Linked DNA regions of Homo sapiens: all the other regions are linked to region 3. A link is an interaction called in ENCODE POLR2A ChIA-PET data of the cell type or tissue named here. Cell type or tissue: CD4-positive, alpha-beta T cell. All regions are shown on one strand. Links, peaks and the distances in the headings refer to the core of each region. The heading gives the core; the rest is flanking DNA. Region 1 overlaps MAN2A1 (mannosidase alpha class 2A member 1). Region 2 overlaps MAN2A1 (mannosidase alpha class 2A member 1). Region 3 has its middle 39 kb from the start of LINC01848. Region 4 overlaps MAN2A1 (mannosidase alpha class 2A member 1).

Evidence for each region. ChIA-PET counts read pairs that join two places held together with the same protein. Peaks named below come from ENCODE experiments on the same cell type or tissue, not always from the same donor. Only the 100,000 strongest peaks of a DNase experiment are listed, where the experiment ranks them.
Region 1: POLR2A ChIA-PET joins it to region 3 with 5 read pairs; 8 of 35 experiments call an interaction of 5 or more read pairs at or near these places.
Region 2: POLR2A ChIA-PET joins it to region 3 with 5 read pairs; 3 of 35 experiments call an interaction of 5 or more read pairs at or near these places.
Region 4: POLR2A ChIA-PET joins it to region 3 with 5 read pairs; 2 of 35 experiments call an interaction of 5 or more read pairs at or near these places.

Annotation. Positions count from the first base shown.
Region 1 is chr5:109,692,205-109,698,188 of GRCh38, reverse strand. All of the region lies in intron 1 of MAN2A1 (mannosidase alpha class 2A member 1), which reads right to left. Among named protein-coding and RNA genes, the nearest start is that of MAN2A1-DT, 4.1 kb to the right of the region's middle. In CD4-positive, alpha-beta T cell, for the core only: no CTCF peak of the experiment used is centred there; no DNase peak of the experiment used is centred there; H3K4me3 peaks cover 228 bases.
Region 2 is chr5:109,806,041-109,812,024 of GRCh38, reverse strand. The region is part of intron 12 of MAN2A1 (mannosidase alpha class 2A member 1); the gene reads right to left. Among named protein-coding and RNA genes, the nearest start is that of LINC01848, 74 kb to the left of the region's middle. In CD4-positive, alpha-beta T cell, for the core only: no CTCF peak of the experiment used is centred there; no DNase peak of the experiment used is centred there.
Region 3 is chr5:109,919,430-109,925,413 of GRCh38, reverse strand. No RefSeq gene overlaps it. Among named protein-coding and RNA genes, the nearest start is that of LINC01848, 39 kb to the right of the region's middle. In CD4-positive, alpha-beta T cell, for the core only: a CTCF peak has its summit at 1,362; DNase peaks (open chromatin) are centred at 2,693 and 3,463; H3K4me3 peaks cover 1,078 bases; H3K27ac peaks cover 2,470 bases.
Region 4 is chr5:109,793,964-109,799,947 of GRCh38, reverse strand. The region is part of intron 12 of MAN2A1 (mannosidase alpha class 2A member 1); the gene reads right to left. Among named protein-coding and RNA genes, the nearest start is that of LINC01848, 86 kb to the left of the region's middle. In CD4-positive, alpha-beta T cell, for the core only: no CTCF peak of the experiment used is centred there; no DNase peak of the experiment used is centred there.

The DNA.
Region 1 (5,984 bases), core at 1,106-5,105, 230 kb after region 3:
CCTGAGCTCTCCCTTCTCAGGACTAACTAACCCAAGCAATCAGACTGGGCTCAGAATTAAGCCCATCTGTGAATTACAGCAGATCCAAAAAGTCATAAAGTCATGGTTTTCAGTCTTGAAGCTATGGATCAATTTTGCCTAGTTCATGGCCCAGAACCTTCCTTCCCAGAGCAGTCCTACAGTGCAAAACCTTCAGGTGAAAGAAGAGAAACAAACTCATCAAGCATGTCGATGCTCTAGCATCAAAGTTCCCCAAGGATACCTGGAAATCTATGAAACATGTAGATAACACAAGTTTTAAACCACTCTCTAAAAACACAAAGTTTGACCAATGCTTATCTAATAACCAATTTACGAGAATTTTGTTTGTCTTTAATTAACTCACATCTACTTTAACAGATCTAACAATACTATTTGCCTCCAATATTAACAATAGAGAAATATAGTTTAAACTAGGGATTGGCAAACTCTGAAAAGGGCCAGAGAGTAAATATTTTAGGTTTTGTGAGCCAGTTTCTGTCTTAACTACTAAACTATGCCACTGTTGTGTGAAAGTGGTCAGAGACAATTGGTAGATGAATGACCATGGCTATGTCATGAAACATTATTAAACCACTTAAAAATGTAAAAACCATTCTTAGCACATGGCCCTATAAAGACAGGTGGCAGACAGATTTCACTCATAGTTAGCTGACTCAGCAGAGTTCAAAACCAGAGGCCTTGGAGACAAAAGAAGGAAGATTATTTGTCAAGAACTTCATTCTTTCCCTAACCTCCCACCTCCACCCCACTTTCGTAAAAAATGCTATTTAGAGGACAAAATGAAATGATCAGGAGGAAAGTCTCTATCCACTCTCCTTATTTTCCAGTTTCTTTCCCTGCTTTTTCTCATCTCAAGAAGATATTTAAAATGTTGTAACCAGAATCATCAAAATTAACAGAAATAAAAACAATACACTGAAAAGTAAACAGTCTGCCTGAGAAAACTGCAGACATTTCAAAACATTTTTGCAGACAATTTTTATACTACCTTATTAATCAATATATCTTATCTTCCTATGCTAAGAGGAATAAATCTGGATAAGTGCCAACCTGTAATTCAGCTGGAAGAAAGTAAAAGATGATCTATTTACAATGACCTGACCCTAATGTTTTTCTCAGAATACACACGTCCAATTGGAAAAGAATTTTTTTACGTTCCATTATAAGAATCTTCCATTTTTTCCTTCAACTTACCTATGAACATAATCTATCCTTGAAATTTTTTGTAACATACTACAATCTAGAATCCTAAATGTGTAAGTGAATTTCAGGCATCCTGAGAAAGAATAGAGTTCACCCATCAAAAAATGCTAATTGGCTTTTTGAGCTTCGGCCTTTTGATCAATCCTTCCTAAAACACAGAAGTGCTAACGACATGTACTGGGTATAAAGAAGAGGCCACAGCCAACACAGTTTCAACAGGGATGATTCCCACTCCCAGAGGATATTGAGAGCAGTGTCTGGAGACATTGTTGGTTCCTACAACTAGGGGTACAGAGAGAGAACAGTGATGTTGGCAGATATCGGGTAGACAGCAAGGATGCTGCTAGACACCCTACAACGCACAGGACAGCCCTTAACACGAAAGAATTCTCTGGCCCAAAATGTCAACAGCAAAGAGGTTACAAAGCCTGGATAGAGGCAGCAAATGGTAGAGTATGTCCAGTTTTAAACTAAAGTACTTTCTCTTCTTTAGAAAACAGTATGTTAGATTTAGAAATTTAACATTAAGATATTTAAGAGATACCAACCAGGCGCAGAGGCTCACGCCTGTAATCCCAACATGTTGGGAGGTCAAGGCGGGCAGATCACGAGATCAGGAGATCGAGACCATCCTGGCCAACATGGTGAAACCCCGTCTCTACTAAAAATACAAAAATTAGCTGGGCATGGTGGCTTGTGCCTGTAATCCCAGCTACTCGGGAGGCTGAGGCAGGAGAATCGCTTGAACCCGGGAGGTGGAGATTGCAGTGAGCTGAGATTGCACCACTGCACTCCAGTCTGCCAACATAGTGAGACTCCGTCTCAAAAAAAAAAAAGATATATACTAGATACCTACTATCCACCTGTCTGCATAAAATATAATTACCTTAAACAGGGCACTCTTTCAGAAAAGCTATGATATGACCTCAAGTGACAGAGTTCATCAAACCAAATGATTTACTTCCTCCCTATTATAGGCACATTTAGCTATACTCACTAAAGCACTAGATGTGAGCTCCATTTCAGTACAATTAATCCTCAAACCTGTCTGAATTTAAAAATGGTTTCAAACTTAAAAATAGCAGCTTGGCTTGATAACTGAAACAGAAACCCATTTTAGTTAAAATGTCCTACTTCCTCTCCTGATTAACCTACTAATAACAACTGAGAAGCAAAAATCACTATTTTAGAGTTCTTCCTCCTTGCCTTAGTTCTGCTCAAACTTTTATAAAAGCTGCTGCTATCAGGAACTTTTACCAAGACAGAAGGGATAAAAAATGCAATAAGGCCTTTACAATCCAGCAAATACAGGTCATCAGAGCTGCTAAATATCCTTTCATTTTCTTAAAGATTACAGAAGTTGGAGAACAAGGGAAAACTAAGACTCCTGAATGCAAAAAAAGCTAAGAATAAACCAGGTGATCAGCAACAGCTAGTGAACCACTCATTCCAGGAAACTCTCAACACTTCAGTCCTTCAAAAAAGACTAAAGTTTTCAGTTATCACAAAAAGCAATAGCTGACTCAAAAACAAATAAAAGTGGTCATTTTAGCCACTATTTTGCCCACAGCCCAGACACCTCTTAATGCAAATTAAAAGCTAAGAGAGAAAATCCCCTTCCAATAATACAATTGTGACATCTCCCTGACAAAAATATTTGTTTAGGCCCTGATAACAGTGTTCATCTGGGAACAACACACCCAATTCAATTTAAAAAAAACAAAAAACAAAACATAAACTACTATCTTCAGACCACAGACAGTCATGAGTATCTGGCCCAGTTGGTTTACAGGAAATAAGTTTGGGTCTTAGTGAAAAATGCTGATCAGGAAGAGACCCACAGGGCTGTTGGACTGAAGAGGAGTTAGAGGACACCATCCTCAAAAGGCTCTAATGTTTGTTCTTGCATTCCTAAATGCTGGATGCACTATCAACGTTCCATCACTTCCCAAAAAGCACAGATCTCCGCATTATATCCCAGAAAATAAGACAATCTCCCTCATACAAACGTGAACAAACCCCAGCACCAAGTGCTATTGTTTATAAATAGACTGCACTCAAGGAAGGGGAAGGAGATCATATTTTCCTTATATGTCATTCTTAAGTAAGATTTACAGATTTATGAAAGCAAGAAAAAAACTGGGGAATCAAAGTCCTAGTTATATGTATTGCCATGAGTCAACTTTCATTAATAACATCTACTATGCTGGACTCTTAAGTACTACTGATGTAAAGTATGTAAGCACATTTCTGTATGTGTATTACAGTAAGTTAAAAAAAAAAAACACAAAAGGCAACTGGGAGCAGTGAATCACACCTATAATCCCAGCACTTTGGAAGGCTGAGGCAGGAGAATAGCTTAAGGCCAAGAATTTGAAACCAGTTGGTCAACATAGTAAGACCCCGTCTCCACAAAATAAAAATTTTAAAACTGGCTGGGCACAGTGGCATACACACCTGTAGTCCCAGCTACTCAGAAGGCTGAGGTGGGAGAATGGCTTGGGCCCAAGAATTCAAGGCCACTGCAGTAAGCTGTGATTCCATCACTGCACTCCAGCCTGGATGACAGAGCAAAACCCTATCCCAAAGAAAAAAAAAAAAAGGTATACAAGTTCTCACCTTCTAATGGCTTTCAATCAAATGCTTATTTAAAGGCATTCTCACTTTCTCACTTGATAAATGTTACATAGGCAAAAAGATAAAGTTTTAACTTCACTTTCACATTTTCCATCGGAGTCTCAATTTCCATATTTTAAGAGTTAATATTAATCTCTACGGTCATATGCTACACTAATTACTTAAAAAGTGATCATTTGTTATACAAAACCTGACTCATTAATTTACTTCTCCAGATCCAAACATCAGACTAATTAATAAGACAACCCTATTATACACACCATAGATAGTAAGCACCTTGTGAAATCTGCTTGTAAGAAGTGATGACTAATTTCAGGGAGACCTTAACAAAGTTTCTCCTTTCCATCTGCTCAAATTCTTCCAAGTTATCATAAAGCATTTTCAAGACATTAGTCTCTGACCAACCTCTCATTCACAGTGGAATTTTTATTAATTTTCTTAGCTGAGATTTATTAACCCTGAAATATACACACAAGTTTCAACAGATTAGGCCCCCTGTTGCCTCTAGTCCTCCAAGGAATTCCTCCCAGAAGCAGAAGCAAGGCTTCGGAGTGCTTCAGGATAGACTTCCAAAGAATATCTTAGAGGCAGGCAGCTGTTCCGGGGTGAGAGAAACTGGAGCACCCTCGGCCAGCCCACTCTTGCCCCAGAGTCCAGCCAAATGGTGGAAAACACCAGAGTTGTGAGAGAAGAGAAAAAGAACAAACCCCCGCTCTCCAAAAAAACAACAAATAGATTGCTCTCAATCTAGGATGGTCTTTAAAAATATCTTGTTTACAAGATAGACCTAAAGCCTAGTGAAGGTTCCGTATCAACTGAAACCAACTAAATGGGCAATTTAGAGGAACCCAATACCTATCTAAATAAACCGTTCTACTAGATACCAAAAAATGACACATAGTGACCGACCTGCTTGGCTCTACTAAAACTCAAGAATTCAATACCCAAACTTGCCAAACAAATGTATTGCAACCTCCTTTTGCTATGTTTGGTATTATTAAGAATAAGTTAGAAGCAGTGAAAAAAAAAAGAATCAACTCAAGTTCTGGATGCTGGACTACACAATGGTTTTCATTATAATGTTTAGCTCTGAAATGAGCTCAAAGACATTCTGGGAAGGGTATAAATCTCTAGCAGTAAATGTTTCAGAAAAAGGACCATATTCATTATGGCTTCAAAATAAAAGTTCCTTTAGTCATAAGCTAAGGTACCAGAGAGCAACATGCTCTATACAGGGGGCAACCAACCCCAGGGCCATGGACCTGTTAGGAACCAGGCCACACAGCAGGAGGTGAGTGGCATAGCAGGTCAGCAAGCATTACCGCCTGAGCTCCACCTCCTGTCAGATCAGCAGCAGCATTAGATTCTCATAGGAGCACGAACCTTATTGTGAACTGCGCATGCCAGGGATCTAGGCTGCATGGTCCTTATGAGAATCTAACGCCTGATGATCTGAGGTGGAACAGCTTCATCCCCAAACCATCCCCCGAAACCCCCGACTCCCCCCATCCCCACCCCTGTCTGTGGAAAAACTGTCTTCCAGGAAACCAGTCCCTGGTACCAAAAAGGTTGAGGATCACTGCTCTATATTTTACATCAGATCTTTCCATAAGCAAATGGCAGCCTAAACAGTAGGCAACAGATTCCTAAGAGGCAAGACAACTCAGTGGCTGGGAGCCTGGGCTACAAAGGCTACCTGTTCAAATCTCAGCTTGCAGCTGTGTGATCTTGGGCAAGCTAATTAATCTCTCCGTGCCTCAGTGCCTCAGTCCCCTCGCCACTTAAGTTTTACCCTGTAAGATACGAAGGCTAATGTCACACACATAACGGTTAAGCTTACAGAGGGGTCTTAGAATGTCTATCTGCTTGAGGATTCAGTGGCCGTCCAAGCACTTAAAGAATACCTTCTTTCTGCAGTGAAAATCCAGTACAGAAAATCTGAGAAAGGCAATCTTAAATGCAAAATGTTCCACCTCCCAGTTGAGTACCAACAGCCTTCCCCTCCAGCAGCCACTTTGACCTTTCATCAAATGCTTTACGCTTAAAGCAGAACTTCAGCCTCTCATTGAGGACTAAGGATAGATATTACAATACTGGAATTA
Region 2 (5,984 bases), core at 1,248-5,247, 110 kb after region 3:
TAGTACAGTGAACGATTTAACAAACCCAGGTCAATGAGCTGTCATAAATCCTTTTTTTGTGTAAGGCATGTATAAATCTAAATAAAGGAAATTAACAACAGGTGATAATACAGATATCTTGAAACAAGAATTCTGATAACATGGTAGTGGTGAGAATACACATTCAAAGTAACCACATGGCTTATGGCTAAGTTAAAAAGCAAGCAAAGAAAGGAGAGAAAGATGCTGTATGGTATGTGTAGTTATAAACTTATGAATATGAATACATAATCCCAGTCAACAAAGTACCTACAGTTTAGGAGGGAGAGGCACAGAAACAAACTGGTAAGTTCAATATAACAGGGTAGGCAATAAGACAAAGGTATGTAATAGCATGTCATGGGATGCATACGTATGCATGCAGACACACAGACACAGACACACACACACACACACACACACACACACACACGGCTGTTAGGAAGATTAACAATCTTCAGGAGACCAATCAAAACAGAAAATTAATTTTATACAAAATGAGCAGAATGTATAATATACGCAGAAAATGAAAAAATGTCACTTAGTAGAACATAAAAATGAATGGAGAGACATATCTTTCTAAATAAGAAAACTAAAATAATGCAAAAGCACAACTCTCCCAAAATTCATTCGTAAGTCTTATGCAGTGCCAACCAAAATCCCACTGAATTTCATTTCTTGGAAGAAAGGTGAGGGAAGGAAAATGATCATGAGATGGGCAAAACAATTCTATAATATACATACATCCTTAATAATAGATGAGCAAGACAAATGGTTACTAGATGCATTAAAACAATATGTCAACACTGATTCCAGATAAATGTAAATTTTGAAACATAAAAAAGATACAAAGTTAGTAGAAAAAATAAATATATAATCTGTGGTACAAAAGGTCTTTCTAGCCATAACTGAAAAATACAATGAAGTAAAAGGCTGACAGATTTGGTAACAAAAAACTAAAAATTTTTCTATCTTAAAAATGAGATTAAAGAACAAAAACTAAAAAAAAAAAAAATAGTAAAACTTGTAAAGTGCTCTTATAAATCAACAGAAATATAAACACTCTTTTGAAAAAAAGGTGAGCACTTTATTTTTGTCAAATTGAAGTTGAGAAATAAATGATGTTTCCACTTCCAGGGGAAATGGAGTAGCTGTCAACAAACAAGAGCTCTCACTTCTACTAGCCAACTAGAAAAGCCAGATAAAAAATAATAATCATTTGCCTGAGGGCAACAGAAAAACTGCTGAAGAGAGGAAAAAACTTCAGAAAAGTGACCAGCCTTCTGCAGTCATTTTCACTCTGGGGCATGCCAATTCTCAGCAAGGGAGAGGCTGTGAGTTCCATGCAAAACCTAGTGGAAAGTCTGGAAGAAATCACTGGGGAACAAAGAGATCAAAAGAGCATTTTGTGGAGACTTTGGGAGGCTTCAGGTACACAGTTGATTTTTTCATTACGACAAGTGCCAAATACTGAGGCTGCGCAGAAAGGGAAGCTTAAAACCTGAACAGAAAGCTTCTGAAAAGTAGAGCAGAGACATCTCATGACATTCCAGAACCCACCAGGGGATAGGGCCTACAGAATATAAGCAGGCTATTAGTTGAAAAATTACTTAGAAAGCCAGGTGAACAACAGGTTGAATAAATCAGTCTCAATTTAACATAGTCCTTGATTGGAACATCTATCTAGAAGAAGATATTTTCTAGAGTCTCTCTAAATTTTATGCACAATTGTCTAGTACTCAATATGAAATTAAGAGGCATCACAAAAGACAGAGCCACGTGACTAAACACCAAGAAAAAAAGAAACTAGAACTATACATGACCCAGATATTGAAGTTAGCTGACATGACTTTAAAATTATAATTAATATGGCCAAGGAAAGAGAAAAACATGAATCAAGTAGAGGACAAGGTAGAGAATTTTACCATAGAAATTAACACATTACAAAATAATCAAATGAAATTCTAAAAGGATAAATATTTACAGTTAAAAACTCCAAAGATATCTTTAACAATAGCAGAATAAATATATTTAACTCAGCAAAAGAGAAGTCAATAAAAAACATACAAATGGAAGTGGTGAAAAAAAGAATATGCAATATAGAAAAGAACGTTAGGGACACAGGGAACTCAGTGAAAAGATCTAATATGTGAAATAGGATATGTGTAGATGGAAATAAAAGAGAAAATAGCACAATATAATTACCTGAATAGCTGAGAATTTCCCAAAACTAAGGAAAGGGACTAACCCACAGATACAAAAAAACTCTGTGATCCCCAAACGGAGAAAATACACCTGGTGTGTCATGTTAAATCCCCTATGAAAAGGCAAAATCTGAGAAGCAGCCAGTAAAAATAAGATTACACTGTTCAAAGAAGCAACAATAAGATCATCAGCTGACATATCAAAATAATTAAGAAAGCCAGGAGAAAATGGAATTATATATTTGAGGTGGTGAGGAAACAAAAAAATACTGCCAGCCTAAAAATCTATATCCAGCAAAAATATCCTTAGAAAATGATAAAAATGCCTTCAGAGAAACAAAAACTGAGTGTATGGGTTACCAGCAAACTTGTACTGAAAGAAACGTTAAGTCTTCAGGCAGAAAGAAAATAATATCAGAGGGAAACATGAGATTGCAGGGAAAAATGAAGAGCACAAAGAGGGGTAAATATATAAGAAAATATAAATGACAACACAAAAAAACACAAAAGTAATAATTTCAATTAAACTATAATAAGTCATCTATGCTTTTCTATGTAAATACTAAAAGAATATTAAAATCATCTATAAAAGATGGCAAGAAAGAAGAGAAAAATAACTTGATGACTTACCAAAATATTAGCAATACTTATTGTTAGGTGGCAGCATTATAATTATTTTTCATACTTTATACATTTCTTATATCTAGCATTTATAATTTTATAATCAGAAAAAACTATAACTTAGAAATAGTCTGTCTTTCAATCCAATGATTCCTACTTTTAGAAATTTAGTGTAAGGAGGCCAGATGTGGTGGCTCATGCCTGTAATCCTAGCACTTTGGGAGGCCGAGGCAGGCAGATCACCCGAGGTAAGGAGTTCGAGACCAGCCTGGCAAACATGGCGACATCCTGTCTCTACTAAAAATACAAAAATTAGCCAGCATGGTGGTGCGTGTGTGTAGTCCCAGCTACTCAGGAGGCTGAGGCACAAGAATCACTGGAACCCAGGAGGTGGAGGTTACAGTGAGCCGAGACTGTATCACTGCACTCCAGCCTGGGTGACAGGGTGAGACTCTGTCTCAAAAAAAAAAAAAAAAAAATTAGTGTAAGGAGAAAAACAGAAATATAGTAAACAAAAAATATTTAAACTATTTCCACAGCTAAGCAATGTAAATATCTAAACAATACTATTCAAAACATTATATTAGCTAATCAATATAATATTAAATTGAGGGAACACATTAACAATTAAAAGTATACTTACGTACTAGAATACTAATAGCCATTAAATATTTATAAAGAATTTTTTAAATACAAGAAAATGTTTGTTGCATTATTAAATACAAAAGAATATTCTGAATTATATACAAAGAATAAGCAGTGAAATATAAAAATATATAAAATTCTAAAAAGAAACTGTTGTTAATAGTTACCTCCTCTAGGTTCTAGGGTTATCAGTGAATATGCTAGAAATCCTTTTAATAGCTTTGGATGTAAACACTATTCTACAGGAAGTTACGTGTTTATTAGAAAAATTCAGAACAATAACAACATCAAAAACAAACAAATTTTTTAAAGGGCAAAGGAAGCAGGGAAATCCTTTTCAGTAATAAAGACACAGATATACGGGAAATAATGTTATTTTCAAGATATACAGGCCACTACCACTAGACGCTACACAGTAAAGTGCATCTCTAAAATGCAATTATATGAAGTTAGAAAAGTAGATAAAACTCAAGTCATAGTGGGGAGTGGGTTGTCTTTTAGTCATTACAAGGAGCTTGGAGCTTTTTGTGCAGTTGATGGAAAAGGTTTAACATGGTCAAATTTTCCTTTTTAATACCTATTTCTAGTTGCCAGGCAGAGAAAGAACTTAAGGGGTGAAGGCTCAAAGCAGGACGGCGAAGTAGATAGCTTCAAGTTGATAGCTTAGGCAGGAAAGGTGAAGACAGATAGATCCATTTTTCCACTGGAAATTTAAAAATCAGATTTCCAGGTATGATAGGGAGCATAATGACCCCAAGATGTCCATGTCCTAATTCCATAACCTATGAATGCTACCTTATATGGCAGAAAAGACTTTGCAGATGTGATTAAATTACAGCTCACGGTATGGGGAGCTCATTCGGGGCTGTCTAGGTGGGCCCAATGTATTTACAAGGGTCCTTATTAGAGGGACGATCCAACAGAGAAGAAGACTATGTGACAACAGAACCAAGTGGATGGGATATACAAGGAAGGGGCCACAGGCCAAGCAATGCAGGTCATCTCTAGAAAAGGAAAAGGCAAAGAAATGATTCTCCCCTCAGAGCCGCCAGAAGGAACCAGCCCTACCAATATTTTGTTAATCCAGTGAAAATGGTCTTGAACTTCTGACCCCCAAAACTATAAGATAATAAATTTGTGTGTATTTTTTAGTAGAATTAAGTTTGTTGGTAATTTATTATAGCAGCAACAGGAAACTAATATACCAGGTTACACTATTCCTGTTGAAAATGAGGACTAACTTCCAGTTTCATACCACCAAGGATATATAAAAGAAAATCCTGAGTCCTGGAAAACAGGATGGAGGTGGGCAAAGAGTAACAAGCAAGAAGAGCTTGGGGTCCTTGGAACTGGGACCAAGCAAAGATTAAATGAAGTGGGTCTAGCCCTTTGCCCTCTCTCCTGTATTCACAAGGGAAAAATTTTAAATGATGGTTTCTGGAAGCTACTAGCTGGTTAAGTAACAAATATGGCCTGCTCTTACAAGAAAAAAAAATTCAACGCTAAGGTACAGAACACTCTTTCAGCAATAAAAATTAGAATTTTACTTGGATATAGTAGTACATAAATGCTACCCTATCTTCCTAATATATGAAAGTTTATTTCACACCTTTCTCTATATTTAGGAGAAATCATTCTTAAAATCATGGACAAAATATTATGAGCCTATCATCCCATGGAGAGCCATTTGTCCAAGGAAAAGATTCAAAAGGAAGGTAAACAAGCATGCTGCATGTGTGATCAAATGCAAATATAAAGTTGTCCTTCACAAAACAGTATGACCACAGTACCTAAAATTGCTGTTGGCAACTAAGTGATTGCTGCAAATACCTTATTCTCCTCAAATGCAAGAATTCCACAAAATATTACTAATAAACTTTTAGTTTCTAAACTAAGAATGGCAAGGAAAGTATGATATTATTAAGTAAATATTCTAGAAAGCTCTATGTTAGAAAATATTACTGGGGCAGACAGTTATGTTTGTTTATAATACTAACAGACAAAGCAGTAAGTCAAATATAAAACTGTATTAAAGGAATATTTTTGCTATATTTAAGTAAATGACTTAGCTCGTAGCAGAGTTTTTCAGATGTTATGGTAATCTTAGCAGCTATGATGATAATAATACCAACAGCTAGCACTTAATTAGCCTTAAAACAGTGCTGAGCAGTTACTTTACAAGCCTATTTTACAGAAGCATAGAATGGTTCTGTATCCTACTCATGGTTATGTAGCCATAGAAATGGTACAGCCAGGATTCAAACTCAATCCGTCAGGGAGTCAGAGACAGGGAAGGTGACCTGCTGTCTCCCTTCAGTGGGTAAGGCAGTCAGGGTGCACGTGCTAGAAGCACTGATGCAGCAACTAGAGCACTCAGAATCCCATTACCCTCCCCCTGCCTCTCTGAACAGAGCCTTATCAGACTGCTCTATATTCACCCCAGCAGAGAACCTTCACTCCAAAGCCTCCCCACCTGCAGTGCCAGGAATGGGGTAA
Region 3 (5,984 bases), core at 1,061-5,060:
GCTAAGTAGCCAAAAGAAGGTTCCTGAAATCTCAGTAACTTCCGGTCTTTACTCCAATTTCATGAATACCTAAAGTGCTTCTCATGAATACCCTTAGTCAATGATCCAGGTCAAACTCTTATTTTATCAGAAAATCAAGATGGGAAAAGGTGAATGACACAGCCACTGTCATATCATAGAACCAAAGCAAAATCCAAGACCTCCTCTCTCTCAGCTAAGCTCTTTCTACTGTGTAACAATCTACCATTTTTTAGTACTTTAACAATGGTTCATGTAGCCTCTACAGCGCTATCCTGAGTTTGCTTTCTGTGATTCCAGCATGTAGAGCATGCCTCACAATTAGCATGTAGGTTCCTTGAGGGCAGGGACTATTCCTTTCATGTCCACAGCTTGCACAGAGTGGAGAGGACACTGACTAAAGGACAGGGGGATTTAATTAGCCAAATCTCATATCAGACAGCACCAGATCCTCCCTCCCAGCCACCTCCCAGTACCCCAATAAACAACCAGCCCATATCTTCTGATTACATTTCCAGGCTCCCATGTGCTTTTGATTAACTTCTGTGTTTTTCAGCCTTTGCATTGCTGATGCATCCATTTTCTGTCCCCAAGTGGGATATAGAACTGTAGGTAACAGGCAGTTAATAAGCTAAACAGGTAGGGACAGAGGCTCATTAATGGTTGCTCTATGATTTGTGGCCGGTTCCCTCAGCACCTAAATCTTGAAATAAATATATTCAGAGACTCCGTTATCCAGGAAGAGGACATGGATCATTTTTCTTTCATTAACAATGGAGCCGCTACAGCAACATTTTTATTTATATGCACATTTCCAAGCCTAAAAGCTTGTCCCTTTAAACCTGCTTGCACTAAATTTTGATCGGCCCTTGATGAAAGAAGACTTATGAATCGGAGACAACCTGGTAACCATCTGTGCCCAATGCATATTAAAGGAAATGTAAATTCGCAAAAGACTCCCCAGCATATATCAGCTTCTCCACCCTGGGAAGACAGAGGATGATTAGAGAATCTGGGACCAAATCTCCCAATTCAGGAGGGCCATGTTAATGAGGAACTTTGCCGAAGTACACAGCAGGAAGAAGCCTTCAACAAAAGAAATTTCTAGATAACAGATGGGCCCAAATTTCTTCTATCTAGAAATCTATCCTTCTATCTGATGTGATAGGCACTTTAAGGGGTCTCTACCCAACCATAAGACCACACATGCATGCTTCACACATACACATGTGTGAGCATGTACCTGCACACATATGCCTCTCTGAGCTCTAGTACATGTGGGTCCAGGCAGCCATATTAATTGTCTATGTGAACATTTTGTGAGCTTTCTATCCATACCATGCCACCCCAGGACCATAGTCTTGGAATTGTTCTGGACAGCCTGTATACCATTAAGGCATATACTGTGATCAGAAATCAGGCAATCACATCCCTCCCTCAGAACCCTTTTAACCTTCTCTGACTTAATCTAAACTAATCAGATTTTTTTCTGTGAATTTGGAGTTGGCACTGATAGGAACAGCTCTACTGTTTGCCTGAGTTGAGGGCTTTGTAAAATTGCCAGATAAGAGGCAGCCGTCTTCTGCCATGTGCTTGAAGAAATAGCAAAAGTTGGTGTAATAAGAGAAAAATAAAGCAGATACACAGTGACGAGTGGAGAGCAAGAGCCTCAAAAGTCAGAGACAGACACACACATAAAGACAGAGAGACAGAGACAGAGGGAGAGAGAGGAATTGTGTTACTTTCTGAACACTTTAAGATGCTGGTCCCAAACCTAGACATGTCTTCCCCTGGTGTTTCATGAGATAGATAGCCTATTTTCTTAGTGTCAGTCCTCCATTCTGCTTGAATTAGCAGTAAAAGAGCTTTGGGGACAATCCCTAGCCAGGTGAGGGCTAGGCCCATCTAGGCTTCAGGGACAGATTTCCAGCAAAGCCACGCAGCAGTTCTTCCCCACCACTGAGCAAAGGAGCCTTTGTTAGGCTAGGGTGCACCACCTGTGCACTGTCTGCCTGTCCTTTGTCAGAACCAGCCCCTCCTGCTAGCTTTTTAACATCTCTGTCCTTGCCAAAAACATTCAGAGTTGGAAGACAAAGGCATCAAGGATGCAGAAGAGAGGCCCTGGCAAAAGTGAGAGCAAAACCAAGGATTGCTGTGGACAAAGATAGCAAGGACAAGTCACTTCAGTGGGCTGTCATTCACAACCGAAAGCCACAGGCTGGAGTGCCTGTGGTGGCTGGAATACAATGTTCTACCATAAGGAAAATGAGGTGGGTAACTCCTTTCATTTCCACCATAGTGAAGGTCTATTCTTTCCTTCAAAAATATTTAATATACTATTCCAATTGTATTAAAAATGCAATACCAGCCAGATATGGTTGCTCCCACCTGTAATCCCAGCACTTTGGGAGGCCAAGGCAGGAGGATCACTTGAGTCAGAAGTTCAGGACCAGGCTGGGCAACATAGGGAGACTCCATCTCTACCAAAAAAAAAAAAAAAAAGTTGAGTGTGGTGGCACACACCTGTAGTCCCTGCTACCCATGATGCTGAGTCAGAAGGATTGCTTGAATCCAGGAGGCAGAGGCTGCAGTGAGCTGATTGCACCACTGTACTCCAGCCTGAGAGGCAGAGCAAGACCTCATTAAAAAACAAAAAAAATCAAGCAATACCCAACGTGGTCAAGTTCTGTCTCTTCTTGGCTCTAACACACGTCCTAGGTATCTGATCGCAGGATAGAAATCAGTACAGAAAGTATTTCACACCCTGCCCCACCCCCAAACAAAGCCAAAGCAGGTCTGTCTACAGCTTACTCCATGGCACTGCATCATTCTTCACCCCACAGCCTCCCCCCAGCCCCCACACCTTTCCTCCACCGTGCTCCCTGGATAAGCATCCCACTCATGCTTTAGACTGCCCAGAGGGAGTAATTTGGCACCACACGGGACACCTTATTCTTGGAGTGCTAAACAGAAGTTAAGACTCGTGACTCTTCTCAGCTCTAATCACACACTAATTTCTCTGATAAAGCCACTTCAGATTTCTGTTCAGCCCAGACCCTTGGCATCAGGCCTTGGAGCTGTTCTGGGCCAGGCTGCTGGACATACCATGTGATCTGAGCTCAAGCAGTCACCACATACCTCCCCCATCAAACCTTCTAACCTGCTTTGTTTTGATTATTTTAAAATCCTGCCAAACCTATTAGGGCTAATGCTCCGCTGAAAGCAGCCACGACCTCCTGTCAGCACTTGGCACTGCAGGGCCATCCGTGACAAGGGGGGAGCTCACAGTCCTCTCTGTAGGAGGCTAGCACCCTCTGCTTCCAAAGAGGGAGGGAGTGACTGCAGAAAAGGCACCTGCCACCTAAACCTCAGAAGTCAACGGCTCCCCTGCCCCTGCAGCTAAGGCCTCAGTTCTTTGAAGCATATGAGCAGCTGCAGAAGCAATGGTGGCCTCAAAAAGTCCCATCAGCAGCTCTCAGAGTTTGTCTTCAAAACAAAAGTGCACCTGTGTTTTGGCAAGCTTCAAAGGGGTTATGAGTTGTGAGCAAATGCAATGTGGTTGAGTGAGAAGTGCTTTGAGCCTATGACTGCACAGACACACCACAGCATCTGGCACCATGGCTGCTCTGTGACCTTGAGGAATCACTCTCTGGACCTTCGGCATAGAAGAGATTCACACCTGATCAGATTCACCCCTGAGCTTCAGGACCTGGGTTAACAGTTAAAGACCTTCCCAGCTTGTCCTTCCATGCCTCAGGTTTGTACTGCTTTCTTTAGCATCTAATAAACAGTTCCTGTCCCTTCCCCTTTGGTCTTGGCTCCTAGAATGCCCTTCCATCTCCCTACTCAAATCCAGCACATTCTCTAAGACTCAGCTTAAGTTACTTTTTCTTGAAGGCTTTCTTGGCTCCCACAGCCCTCAAGGCTCCTCCTACTATCCCATCAGGCAATTGCACACAATTATGCAGCCATTATAGACTCCTTTATGTTGTTCTCGATTATTATGTCTGTGTTAATATTGCATCCTTCAATATCCTAAACTCCTCAAGGATAGGGTCCAAATCATTTTAGCACACTCCTGGATTGTGTGCTAAGATTAAAAAGAAAAAAATAATAAAATGGCAACATCCCAGGGCATGATTATTCTGCCACCCTTCCCCAGTAGTCACACTCTTAGTCAGGAGAACACAGCACTCTGTCATTTTCTAAAGGTCAGAAAAAGGTGATCGCGGTCAGCCAGTAAAAGTCGGGTGAGCCACGTCCATCTGGGTGTCCCTGCTGTCTATTTCTAAGTAATCCTCTGCTTAGGGGGCAGTCAGTGATGCCAACAGTGGGGGCTTTCAATCCATAATTACAACGTCTTTCCTTCAGCCCAAAATGTGGAACAGCTCCTGATTCCTCCCTTGGCAGCCAAAAGGCTGATCTAGCCCCAACCAACTGCAAGAGGTAATGGCAGGACCACGAACCTCCTGCAGCTGCAGGGATGAGCCATGGGAGGCTGATAACCACGAGAAATGACCACAAGGACTCTATGGGTGTCCTTGGAGGCAAGGACTGGTTGAGAGAAGAGTTGGGGAAAGTAGAAATGAGGCTTTGCAATGAAACTCTGAATAAAGCTAGCTCTATGGGCCTTTGCAGGTAAAAGCCCTAAATGACGGAAAGGTAGCAATCCCCATCCCCAACACTACTCTCCATATCCATGCAGGCACAACCTTCCACATGCCCCAGGAGCCCGGCAGCTTTTGAGGACCCTGCTCACTCTCAGTGGTAGAGGAGGAAGAGAAAGAGAGAAAATCCATTCAAAGCCAGGACCTAGCAGAGTCCAAATAAGAGGATATTTAAAAATAAATAAATAGCTCAATTCACTTTACAAAAGAAGACATAGAGGTGGCCAACTAGCATATGAAAAAATGTTCAACACCACCAATCATTAGAGAAATGCAAATCAAAACCACAATCAGATACCATCTCACACCAGTCAGAATGGCTATTATTAAAAGGTCAAAAAAGAACAGATAGTGGCAAGATTGCAGAGAAAAGGGAATGTCTATACGTTGCTGGTGACAAAGTAATTAGTTCAGCCATTGTGGAAAGCAGTGTGATGATTTCTCAAAGAACTTAAAACAGAATTACCATTTGGCTCAGCAATCCCATTATTGGATATATATCCAAAGGAATATAAATCATTCTACTATAAAGACGCGTGCACATATATGTTTATCACAGCACTATTTACTGTAGCAAAAACATGAAATCAACCTAAATGCCCATCAATGGTAGAATGGGTAAAGTAAATGTGGTACATATGCACCATAGAATACTACACAGCCATAAAAAGAATCAGATTATGTCCTTTGTAGCAACAAGAATGGAGCTGGAGGCCATTATCCTCAGCAAATTAATGCAGGAACAGAAAACCAAATGCCACATGTTCTCACTTATAAGTGAGAGCTAAACACTGAGTACATATGAATGCAAAGAAGAGGACAACAGACACTGGGGCCTACATAAGGGTGGAAGGTGTGAGAATGGAGTGGATCAAAAAACTACCAATTGGATACTATGCTTATTAGCTAGATGATGAAATAATTTGTACCCCAAACCCCCGTGACATGCAATTTACCTGTATGACAAACTTGCACCTGTACCTCTGAACCTACAATAAAAGTTTATTTAACAAGTCAATTTAAAAGGATCTAGAGACTTGGTCATTGGCTAATTTCATTGCACCGGATCCATCACAGACAATAGATATTTGGGCTCAAATGTTTCTAGACTGGAGCACGGGATGAGGGAAATATTGTATCTTTTGTTTTGTCCTAAGGAGGAGAAACAAATTCCCAGGGTGTATTAGTCCATTTTCATACCCCCATAAAGAATTGCCCAAGACTGGGTAATTTATAACGGAAAGAGGTTTAATTGACTCACAGTTCAGCATGGCTGGGGAGGCTTCAGGAAACTTACAA
Region 4 (5,984 bases), core at 646-4,645, 130 kb after region 3:
CCCGGCTAATTTTTGTATTTTCTGTAGAGGTAGGGTTTCACCATGTTGGCCAGGCTGGTCTCAAACTCCTGACCTCAGGGGATCCACCCACCTCGGCCTCCCAAAGTGCTGGGATTATAGGGTAAGTCACCATGCCCGGCCAAGATTGGAGATTTTTTGTTGTGATTTGGTTCTTTCGCTTTTTTTTTTTTTTGAGACGGAGTTTTGCTCTTGTTGCCTAGGCTGGAGTGCCATGGTGCAACCTCGGCTCACCACAACCTCCACCTCATGGGTTCAAGTGATTCTCCTGCTTTAGCCTCCCAAGTAGCTGGGATTCCAGGCATGCGCCACCATGCGCAGCTAATTTTGTATTTTTAGTAGAGATGGGGTTTCTCCATATTGGTCAGGCTGGTCTCAAACTCCTGACCTCAGGTGATCTGCCCGCCTTGGCCTCCCAAAGTGCTGGGATTACAGGCATGAGCCACTGCGCCTGGCCTGCTTTTTTGTTTTTTTTAACCCCCCAGGTAGTAAAGATGTAGAGGTAATATAACAAAAAATGGAGTGTCCAAGAATTGATAGTTCTCTGAATTTTTGTGTTCTGAATAGAGTCATTGTGGGGCTGGAGCACATAGTGCAGACTGAGCTGATGCAAGAGATGATGCGAGAGACAAAAATACAGGCACACAAGCCACGTTAAAGAGTCTAGAGTTTATCCTTAGGGTAATGGAAAAAAGAAGGGTTTTGAGCTAAGTTACATCATTGCTAATATTAGTTAAGTGCCTGCTAAGCGCTAGGTCCCATACTATGAAGTTCATACACATAACCGTATTAAACTCCGCCAACAAATGTGTGAGGCAGGGACATCTGTCACAGGGTTATTACCATCACCCAGTGGAGGGACAGTAGCAGTCTGAAGCAGGGTAGTAGCATTGAAGATGAAGAGGACAAATTTGAGACACATTTAAAAAACAGAATGAGGCTGGGTGCGATGGCTCACACCTGTAATCCCAGCACTTTTGGAGGCTGAGGTGGGCGGATCATGAGGTCAGGAGATAGAGACCATCCTGACTAACACGGTGAAACCCAGTCTCTACTAAAAATACAACAACAACAAAAAAAATTGGCCCAGTGTGGTGGCGGGTGCCTGTAGTCCCAGCTACTCAGGAGGCTGAGGCAGGAGAATGGTGTGAACCTGGGAGGCGGAGCTTGCAGTAAGCCGAGATTGTGCCACTGCACTCCAGCCTGGGCGACAGAGCGATACTCCATCTCAAAAACAAAACAAAACAAAACAAAACAAACAAACAAAACACAGAATGAAAAGGTCTAGCATGTGTTTGGATACGAGTTGAAAGTAAAAAAGACAAGATGATCAGGGTAGCCCCATAATTTATTGTCCAAACTAATTTTGAGAGTGAAAGAGGCTAATAGTGAAAAAACTGTCATATCTGGTCACTCTAAAATTGAAAGAGCTTGGGACCACAGAACAGGTTCAAGCAGGGAAGAGGAGTTCCGTTTTAAACACGGTGAAATGGAGCTGCTAATGGGCCATCCCAAGAGAGCTATCCACTTGGCCAGTGGGTCTAGAACTTAGGAGACTTTTCTCAGCAGAGACAGATGTTTGAGGAGTTAACAGTACACTGATAGTAAGTGAAGGCAATGGAATACGAAATATCACTCTCACCAGAAGTTGGTATTTTTTAAATCTTCTTGAAGAAAAACTATTATTTAGGATCTCCTATATGCTCCTGCCTCTCCACCTATTTCAGGCATTAATATAACCTGAAGCTGCAGATCCATGGTGCTGTTAAATTCTATCAAAACTAAATGGACACTTCTACCTTTAGTTTGACAATAAAATTGACAATAATGATTTAGATTTCACTACGTCTAATTGTTTCCAATGCCTTTTTAATTCTTCATTTTTAATTGCTAATTTTAATTCATCTATCAGTCAGCTGAACTGACCTCATCAAGAAATTTTTAAAATTTCTTTTTAAAAATATGGGAAGTGTGCCTGTGGTATAAGTGTTTTCATATCTGAAAATGTCTCTCTACTACCTTCACATATGAAAGATAACTTTGAGTATAAAATGATTTCAAAACTTCATAGTCTTCCTGTCTAAGTCAGTCTAGCGTTTGTTCTATATTATACAATATAGTCTTTCTGCCTGGGCACTTTTTTAATATGTCCTTTTTCCTTTTAGTTGAACTAAGTTACCATGGTGTACTCGGGGTGGCTCTTTTTTCATTTTTATTACCCAGCACTTATCCCTCTTCATCTATAAAGGGAGGCCTTTTCAGCTCAGAAAACTTTTCATCAATTATATCTTTGATCATTGCCTCTGCTGTATTTTTTCCTAAAGTTTTTTAATTCTTTTGTTGGAATCTTGTCCTCCATACCGATCATCATCTTCCTTCTCATTGTTGGCATTTGTCTTCCTTTTGTCTACATTCTTAAAAAAGTATCTCATGGACTTTTTTTTCACATCCATACCCTCTTTCAGTGTCAGCTTTACTCTTCAGCATCACTAGTGAAGATGGTCTGTTATTGCCCCTCCAACAATCTCTCCTTATCTCACTCCTCTCCTCTTCCAAATATTTTCATTTTCATTTTTTGTCATCTTTTTGTTTCAGTGTTTCACCTTGTTTCATATTTCTCAGAGATTATAACTCAAAACTTTTTGAGAGTTCCAGGTCCTCTTTTTTTAAAAAAATTTTCATCTGGTCTCTGTAATAAATCATTTTAATAAGTAAGCTACACTTCTGAGTCTTCATGCTGCACCCTATTTTTTAATCAGTCTGTAGAGCTTTTTCACAGCTCTCCTATGACAACCTTTCAATCACTTATCCTCAAAGAAGTAGACATTTACCTAGACTCTGTGTTTGCTAAAACTACCCTTGGTCCTTTTTATTTTGATATTAGCTGAAGTCCTTCTCTAACGTAGTTAGTTTATTTGACAAATATTTGTTGAACACCTACTGTGTGCCAGGTATTTGCCAGGGGATGCAAAACCAAACAAGCTCTCTACCCTCATGGAGCTGCTAGTCTACCAAGTGAGACACACAATAAGGAATAAATGACATGGCCAGTTTGTTAATAATGTCATGAAGGATGTAAAGAGGATTCAGTGATGGAGAAAAAGAGTGGGTGAATAATAGGCTCACATGCATGGATCCAGCCTGATCGCAAGTTTCCAAAAGGTTTAATATCCAAGGTGGCTGTGCCTGATTGGTATTCAGTCTTCTATACCAGCTCTGATTCTGAACAAAGGGAAGGCTTCTTTCTTCAACAAAGAATATCACAGTATTCTTGCCCATGCCACCACCAACAGCAATTTCCTTGAGCGGACTTTCCTAGCTCAATGATCTATCGTTAAGTTTCCTTGTTCCTGCCTACTTTATTTCTGGCAGATTTAGTCTCCAAATTGATTGCAAAATATGGACACAGTGGAAGCCCTTTCATCAATGTGATCAAGGCTGGCAATAGATCTATTAACAGAAAGAGTTAAAGTTGAGCTGAAAATAAAAGTTAAAGTAGAAGATCATTATGATATGTATGTGTTATTCTTAATATTTTACTTTACCATGAAATATATACATGTATCATATTCAAAATATGCAAATCCTTTGACTATGGAACCAGTAATTGGAGTTTTCATATTTTCTGCATAACCAAACATGTGATAATCTTCTGTGGTTCCAAGCTTAGGTTTCTCTAAAGTATAGCAAGAACTTAAACTCAAAAATGTTAAGAAAATCTGAGTGCAGCCGGCTTCTATATTTTTATGATTTCTTCCCAAATCTTTTGCAGTCATCTCGCCAACATTTATCAGTGACTCACCTTTGCTGAATATTTCCAAAGTCCTCAACTTCATAAAAAAGGGTTTTTATGTAATTCAACAGCGTAATAAAATGGTTTATGAGAAAAAAATAACAACAACTTGTTTAGGAATAAATAACTGATTCATGATAATCACACAACTGAAAGACTGGAGGGAGGGAAGTACATTGGCCTGCTAGCTAACAGCCTGTTAGCTACAAGGCCACATTACCATGGGCACTGAAAAGGAATGAAGAGTGTCAGTTGATCTACTTGGTCAATTAAATGAAGATGGTCAACAGAGACCTTAGGCAGGGAGGAAGAAGAGAAAAAAAAGAAAAGCTACCTAACTTCCTAATAGCCTCAAAAGTAGCACTCTTCCAATAGAAAAATATTTGTTCACTTTTCTAGTTGATATAATACCAGAATTTGAAAGCCTTGGGGGTAGACATTATGAAAAGGAAAAGGAATCATTCTCCATACTTGCTTTAAAAGACATGCAGGTTGCTTTTATTTCTAACTGCTTATCATTAATCAGCAAGTAATTGCATTTTTCAGACCAGTTCTATCAGCTTTGTAGTTTGTGGACATCTTAGATTGTGATAATACACTGACTGTCAAGCCAAGGTTTTGGTATTCCTACAACTGTTCATCATCTTCTACATTTTCATATGAGCTTTAATGGGAAACTAAGAGTCAGTCTCATGGTCTCTAGTCAGCCATCACGTAAACTGGAAGTGTCAACTATTTTTTTAATATAATAGATGTTATTTAATTTCAGTCAATGTGAGGTTGAAACAGTATGTCAGGAATTAATACTCATCATTCCTGATGTCATAAAATACATAGAAATGCTAAGGGTGGGAGGGACTGGAACAAAGGTGGAGCCTTTTCTCCTCATTTCCTCCCCAAGAGACCTTTATATTTTCTTGAAAAATTAGGCAAAATGTAATCCTGTGATGACTGAATTGGAATGGCAAACACCAAATAAGATTATTTTGTATTGCTACCAAGCCATGACTGCTCCAACACTAGTACCAACCACTAGTCAATGCAAATAATTTTTAACATAAAATTAACTAACGTAGCATCTTGCAGGTACCTTGAATTCCTTAAGAAACTTTTGGTTATTTACATAATATAACATATTCCATTCAGTCTTTTGGATAAAGCATCCTTTCTGAAAACACTCCAGTAGACTACAGACAAGATGAAAAGTGCTTCTGGATAATCAGGGAACTAGCCAACCTATACCTTGAAAAAAATCAGAGTTAACACATAACAGAGACAGAACATAGGTGAAAACATACAAATACCTTTTACAAGCAATATATATTTAAACAGAAAAGCATCCTAGAGGACAGTTTATAAACTCATCCTTCAAATCCAATAAAATTCATAAATACACTGTACTATTAATGCCTAGATACAACTAAACTAGACTGGAATACAGAATAGCTTAGTTTTTATGTGTTTAAGAGTCTCTAGGACCATCAGTTACTAATTCCCTCACCAAAAGAAAAGTTCAAAACAGCTTTATTTAAAAGGTAAAAATATCTCAGCTTTTCTCAAAATAACAGAAGCTGGAGAGGGTCCAGGATGTCAAATCCTGTATTCTATTATTGCCTTGAATTCTTTAGGATAATTAAAAAATATAGCCGACCAGTTTCAAGAAAGAAAACCTTTAATCTTACTGACTTTTTACACTCATTTTTCTGTTAACTAATGGAAAGACATTTCTATATACTAGTTTTCTAGTACGTGTCAAGGTTTAAGCTTAAACCATCATAATCCATGAGCTATTAAGGACAGTTCCTGGACTAATTATCGCAGCTAACACTTCCATCTCCTCCACAGTTGAGCACAAAGTGCGCTCCCTCTGTACACTAACAGCTCTTTCACCAGACTCACTTCTCAGACTAGAGCCGCCTTGGTTCAAGTCATGGAATCTCACTTCCGCCGTTAAGCTCCAAATGCCTCTATCAAATAATGCTGCCACAATCTGAGTGGTCAGAATTCTATTTTCCTAGAAATTCCATTTCCAAACAATAAAAATAAGGTTGCGAGTTTGGCTTCTTCATTTAAAACTTATGTGTAAACAACTGGTAGAGATATTAGATATTTTCTAAGACACATTCTTACTTGGTATAAAAATATATTGATAACATAAGAAAAGAAAAAAGCT